Regions from separate parts of the Homo sapiens genome. Here region 1 is linked to region 2. A link is a loop called in an ENCODE intact Hi-C map of the cell type or tissue named here. Cell type or tissue: chondrocyte. All regions are shown on one strand. Links, peaks and the distances in the headings refer to the core of each region. The heading gives the core; the rest is flanking DNA. Region 1 holds the start of TRAF2 (TNF receptor associated factor 2). Region 2 holds the start of FBXW5 (F-box and WD repeat domain containing 5).

Region 1 (2,887 bases), core at 169-2,668, 58 kb after region 2:
AATACATTCAGTTCCTCTTATTAAAAACTAGGGCTATTAACAGGGAGAGAGACTGAGTTACAGGGCAGTAATTCCGTCCCTTCAAAATCATGTGGCCACAGAGCAGGGTCCGTTCTCAGTCCTAGTTTCCCTTGACTTGACCCAGACCAGACTCCCTCCTCCTCCGAGCCCCGTCTTCACCGGCTGCCAGACACCCCACCCCCTGTCGGCCCTACACCGAGTGGAGGCTTGGTGCTCTTCTGCACTGACCCTCAGCCCTCGGGGCCTCAAAATGACAACTCCAAAATACCCAGCTCTGGCCCTGACCGTTCCCCTGACCCCAGGCTGCCCATCTGGCCGCCTCCCGAGAGGCCATGGGCGCTGTGACTCCTTCATCTTGGCCTAGGAAGCACCAGCCTTCAGCTGCTCACGCCAGATTCTTGCAGACATTGCAACTCCTCTTTTTCTCGGCTCTACCTTCCACAAACATCCCCTGCTACTGCCAGGACCAGGCCCCGGCCCCGATCCCGGCCCGGTCCACCGCAGCCCATCCCCGCACTGGCTCCTTGCTGCCCCCGACCCTCCCAGCAGCCAGAGGGACTTTTCACCCAGGCTCAGCCTGGGTCTCCCCAGCCACTGGGCAGGAAGGCAGCAGAGTCGGCTCCGCCCCCAGCCTCACTGGTCTTCCCCGACCCCTGGCTGGGGGGCGCTGGCAAACTCAGGGGTCGGAGGCGCCCCTGACCCTCCCGAGCACGCAGCCGGCTGAGGGTGCGGGGCTTCGGGGACACGAGGGGCCCACAGCTGAGCGTGGAGGGGCGACAGGGTGCGGGGGAGCGACGGACCCGGGACGGGGCAGGGCCGGGTGGGCCGCCCACGGGCCTCAGGCGGTACTGGGAGCCGCGACCCCGCGCAAAACCCCGGACCGTGCCCTGGCGCTGCTCCGAGCACGGCCGCGCGCGTTCCCGAACTTTCCCGCGCCAGCCACGCTCGGACTTGGTTTCCGGCCCAGCGGCTCAGAGAAATCCCCTCGGGCTGGCCCCGCCCCCGCCCCGCGGCCTCTCCCGCCCCCGCTCCCGCTCCGGCCCGGAGTCTCCCTGAGAGGTGCCCGCGCCTGCGCCCGACCCCGCGCCCGACCCCGCACCCGACCCCGCGCCCGCGCCCGACCCCGCACCCGACCCCGCGCTCGCCTCACCCAACGGTCGCAGCGCGCCCGGAACTAAGGGCCCGCCCAGCTACCGCCCCCAACGCCGCCGCCGCCGCCGCCGCTCCGCCGCGTGCGCCTGACGGACGGACATGGGAGCCAACCAGCCAGCCCTCAGGAAGCTGTAGCGAGAGCCATTGGCCAGATACGCCCCGCTCCGAGCGCGCCTGACGGACTGACGCCGGAGCCAACCAGCGAGCCCGCAGGAGCCGCAGCGTGCGCCGATTGGTCGGCGCTGAGACGGCGTGGGTACCTAAGTCGCCCTCTGCTTTTTCCTCAAAGAGCGCGCCGGGGCGTTGGTGCGGGGAGCTGGTGAGGTGCTGCGCTGTGGGGTCCGCGCTAATTGGGTCCCTTCCCCAGGTGCGGCGAGACAGCGAGGCCCTTGCTTCCCCTCCCGTGGCCCCGGGGCGGAGACCCCTGCCGCACACCCGAGAGGTGAGCCGGGAGCCCAAGCCGGGCGACACCGGTTCCCACGAGGCGCGCGTCGCGCGCGGGACGCGGGGCCCTGGCGGGGCGGCCGCACCTACCCGACACCTGCGGGTCCCTCCGCCTCCCCCGGTGCCGGGCGCAGAGCGGCGCCTCAATTTGGGTAACATTTATGAGAAACAGGACTAAAAGAATACTGCACACTTAAGTAAGGTATTAAGGCTATGGGGTCTCCTTTTGGGGTGAGGTAATGCTCTGCAACCGGACAGTGGTGACGGCCGCCCGACATGGCCGGTGTGCTAATCTACTGGGTTGTGCACTTTATTTATTTTTTTTTTTGAGACGGAGGCTCACTCTGTCGCCCAGGCTGGAGTTCAGTGGCGCGATCTCGACTCACTGCAACCTCCGCCTCCCGGGTTCAAGCGATTCTCCTGCCTCAGCCTCCCGAGTAGCTGGGACTACAGGCGCCCGCCATCACGCCCGGCTAATGTTTGTATTTTTGATAGAGACGAGGTTTCACCATGTTGGCCAGGCTGGTCTTGAACTCCCGACCTCAAGTGAAAACACAACCTATGGCCTCCAGACACTCAAATGAAAACAGTGGCCTTGGCGGCCAAAACAGGGGCTGCCCTAGGAGTCCTGTGGGCTGCATGGGGGAGGCGGCACTGTCATCTGCCCAGGAGAACGGGAGCTGCAGCAGGTTCTCTCTGGCGGTGCACGGGCTAGCACTGGACACACCACCCCCTCTCCATCCAGCCTTTGGTGAAATGGAGACCTTTCACCCCGCTTTGCAGAGAAGGAAACGTTCACGGAGGTAAGTCTCCTCCAAGCATTCAGACCCTGAGACCACGGGACTCCTCAAGGATGGAATACACTGCAAAACAGGGCAGGCTTTGAAGTTGCATAATTTACACAGGCCACGCTGTCCCCAGGCGCCAATGCCACATTTCATATATGTTACTTGGTTTGCAGTTGGAATTCCCCTCCGCCCCAAACCCACATTCCTGGGACAGCAAGGCCTTGAGATGGAACTCAGGAAGCCATCGGATTCCATCAACGTCATCACCCCTGAGTTTGCTGCAAGCAGCCATGGAAACGTCCCAAGTCCGCACCTGCAGGCTCAGTGAGGTTGCTCAAGCCCAGGAACTAACTGAGCTCTCAAACGTAAGAAGGCGTCTCCTCCTGGCTGCACCTGGGAGGCTCAAAGCTGTCCTGAGTCTGCAGCAGCCAGCTCGGGATGAGAAAGGGTTCACGTGGCAGTTCATGCCTATAATCCCAGCA
Region 2 (2,832 bases), core at 1-2,500:
GGGTCAGGGGCCAGAGCAGGGCTGAAGTCCGGGGGCTGAGAGGAGGGTTGGGGTTAGGGTGCAGGGCTGCTCTGGGACTCACAGCTTTCGGAAGGTACTGACAGCCATGGCTGTGCCCTGGGGAGCCACATGCAGTGTGGTGGCCTCGGCCCGGTGGCCCTGCTCCTGCAGGAAACGGCAAGCGGAGCCCACAGCCACAAGGAGCCAGGTCCCTGCAAACTGGGGGCAGACCATGGGAGAACTCGAGGGCACTGTGGGAGGGCCCCTCACCTGCTTCCCTCTACACCCCCCACAACTTCACCTGCTTCCCTCTCCCCCGCAACAACTTCTACCTGTCTCCCTCTACCCCTCCCACAACTTCTACCTGCCTCCCTCTACCCCCCCCAACTTCTACCTGCTGAGCATCAAAATTGGCCTTGGGCTGGATGGTGCTGATGGGGGATGCGGGCCGGCGTGGCCTCTGAGGCTTCTGGCCCAGCGAGCCAGCTGCCAGGAGCAGAGTCAAGAGGGTCGCAGTCCCAGGGGGCAGCATGGTGGCGGCAGCAGGGTGGCAGGACTGTGGGAGGCCAAGGGTAGCACCACCAAGTCCCAGGACAGAGTCTACTCTGCTGTCACAGAGCCCAGCCCAGGAAGTCCATGTCCATCCGTTGCCTCCCCACCCCCCACCTCCAGCCTCCTCGTGAGCCTAGCTTCGATCTGCACTTCCTGGCAGGGCCCTGGCACCATGTCCTATGTACAAAGTCCGAGTTGACCTCTGGCTGTTTATCCATTTCTCCTGCACCCCTGATTTCCACCGACAGTCCTTAGCCCTTTACACGTTATCTTCCTTAAACCATCACCCAGTGGTCTTATCTCCATGGCCAACGTCACGGGGTTCATGAAGCCACTTGCTCAGGGCCCGGCAACAGGGAGCGCCGGAGGCGGGTCCCGAACCAGCGTTCGTTGAGCCTCGCCTGCAACCCCGCCCACGACCGCCGCCCGCTGGCCACAAGGGGCGCTGTTCCCAATGCGCCCGAGTGCGCGCAGGCGCACAAAGAAAAGCCGGCCAGGCCGCCGGAGCCCAAGGCGCAGGCGCACGAGGGGCGGATGCGGGCTACCCGCGCGCTCTGCCTTCCTCGGCCATCGATGCCTCGGGGCTCGTGGCGTCGGGCCTGGCGGGCTCCCCGTTGGGCGGGGGCGGCGGTCCGAGCGGCTGCGGCAGCGGAAGCGGGTCCGGGTCGCGCAGGGCGGGGGCGGCGCAGCGGGCGGAGGCGGCCGTGGTGAGTGCGCCTGCGGCCCTCGGGGGTCCCGCCTTGTCGTCCCCGCCCGCCTTGGGCGAGTGCAGGAGCCCCGAGGCCGCCCGTGCGCTCGTCCCCGCCGTCCGCCCCGAGCCCGCCGGGCAGAGCTGCTCCAGGGCCGCAGGGCGGAGGCCACTGCCTGGCCGCCCCGAGCTTCCTCTCGGCGGAAGCCCGTCCCCGGACGGCGCCTGGTGTCCCCGTGCCTCGCGTGCGGCGGTCCGGGCCCTGGCGGGCTGAGGGGCGCCCGCTGCCGGCCGCAGGAGGCCGGGGGATGACGCGGCGGAGAGGGGCCGGCCCGGCCCGCCCGGAGCTGCCGGGTCCTTGGTTGGGCGGCGGTACCCGGGCGTCCCCTGCAGACACGCAGCCCCGTGGAACTCCCGGCGGGACGGTTGGGGCTGGAGGAACAGGACGCCCGCTCTCGGCCTCCCTTCCCGGGCCTGGGCTGAGGGCAGCCGTTGGTGGGTTTCAGGGCCGCCTGGGCAGAATGTCACGATGGACGAGGGCGGCACGCCCCTGCTCCCCGACAGCCTGGTCTACCAGATCTTCCTGAGCCTGGGCCCGGCCGACGTGCTGGCCGCCGGGCTGGTGTGCCGCCAATGGCAGGCCGTGTCGCGGGACGAGTTCCTGTGGAGGGAGCAGTTCTACCGCTACTACCAGGTGGCCCGCGACGTGCCCCGACACCCAGGTCAGTGGCGTGTGGGGCCCCTACCCACGTTCTGCAGCCAGGGCCCCGGGCCCCTGCGCTTGGGGGTCAGCCTGGCTGGGGGCCCGCCCCGCGGCCCCGCGTGTCCATGCTCACCCCCCCACACCCTGATAGAGGCCTGTCAGGACACAGCGCAGGCGCCCCTCAGAGCTTGGAGGCCAGAGGGTTCATTGGGTCACTTGGGGGGTGGGGGGTACAGGGGTCTCTGTGAGCTACAGGGTTGAATCCCCCAGCCGAGGCCTATGCCATGACTAGTGGGTTCCAGGGGCACCACGGGGCCTGCCAGGACTGCTGGGGCCACACTCGGCTCATGGCCGTGACTGCGAGGAAGGCCCGGGCCCAGGACTGACAACTGCCCACCCGCAGCGGCCATGTCCTGGTACGAGGAGTTCCAGCGGCTGTATGACACGGTGCCCTGCGTGGAGGTGCAGACGCTGCGGGAACACACAGACCAGGTCCTGCACCTCAGCTTCTCCCATTCCGGGTACCAGTTCGCGTCCTGCTCCAAGGACTGCACTGTGAAGGTGAGGACGGCCAGGTGTCCTGCACACCCCACCCAGCTCTGCCGCAGCACGGAGGTCCCAGGACCCAGGCGTTCCAACCAGGTGGTGGTGGGGGGGGGGGTGGGTCAGGCCAGAGGTGACAGCAGCCTCCCTGCATCCAGCGGAGGGACCACAGAGGATCAGGAGCGGTGCAGGGTGGCCCTGAGTGCTGAGGAGAGGGTCCCACACACAGCCGCCTGCTTCAGGGGCAGGCTCCTCCGCTCTATACCAATGCCCCCCGAGTGGATGACAGTGGCTGGAAGGGGTCCCTGCTCCCTGGTGGCCTCTGAGTAGGGCTGGCAGAGCTGGG

Evidence for each region. Peaks named below come from ENCODE experiments on the same cell type or tissue, not always from the same donor. Only the 100,000 strongest peaks of a DNase experiment are listed, where the experiment ranks them.
Region 1: a loop joins it to region 2, with 3 times the contacts of the local background. A loop is called at or near these places in 47 of 110 quality-filtered maps.

The regions. Positions count from the first base shown.
Region 1 is chr9:136,884,826-136,887,712 of GRCh38, reverse strand. TRAF2 (TNF receptor associated factor 2) reads right to left here and starts at 1,197. Exons shown (of 11, transcript NM_021138.4): 1 at 1,172-1,197. It overlaps MIR4479 (microRNA 4479), which reads right to left and starts at 980; the gene lies at 910-980. It overlaps LOC105376326 (a long non-coding RNA gene), which reads left to right and starts at 1,459. Exons shown (of 3, transcript XR_930448.2): 1 at 1,459-1,615; 2 at 2,363-2,420; 3 at 2,579-2,887. RefSeq lists enhancers at 1-500, 501-1,236 and silencers at 613-1,422, 1,643-1,772. In chondrocyte, for the core only: CTCF peaks have their summits at 462 and 1,615; a DNase peak (open chromatin) is centred at 1,332.
Region 2 is chr9:136,943,021-136,945,852 of GRCh38, reverse strand. FBXW5 (F-box and WD repeat domain containing 5) reads left to right here and starts at 1,115. Exons shown (of 9, transcript NM_018998.4): 1 at 1,115-1,259; 2 at 1,747-1,962; 3 at 2,347-2,504. The coding sequence starts at 1,770. C8G (complement C8 gamma chain) reads right to left here and starts at 610. Exons shown (of 7, transcript NM_000606.3): 1 at 395-610; 2 at 83-219. The coding sequence starts at 532. RefSeq lists silencers at 1,072-1,651, 2,032-2,101 and an enhancer at 1,937-2,702. In chondrocyte, for the core only: CTCF peaks have their summits at 750, 977 (motif pointing left) and 1,802; DNase peaks (open chromatin) are centred at 1,122, 1,512, 1,662 and 2,322.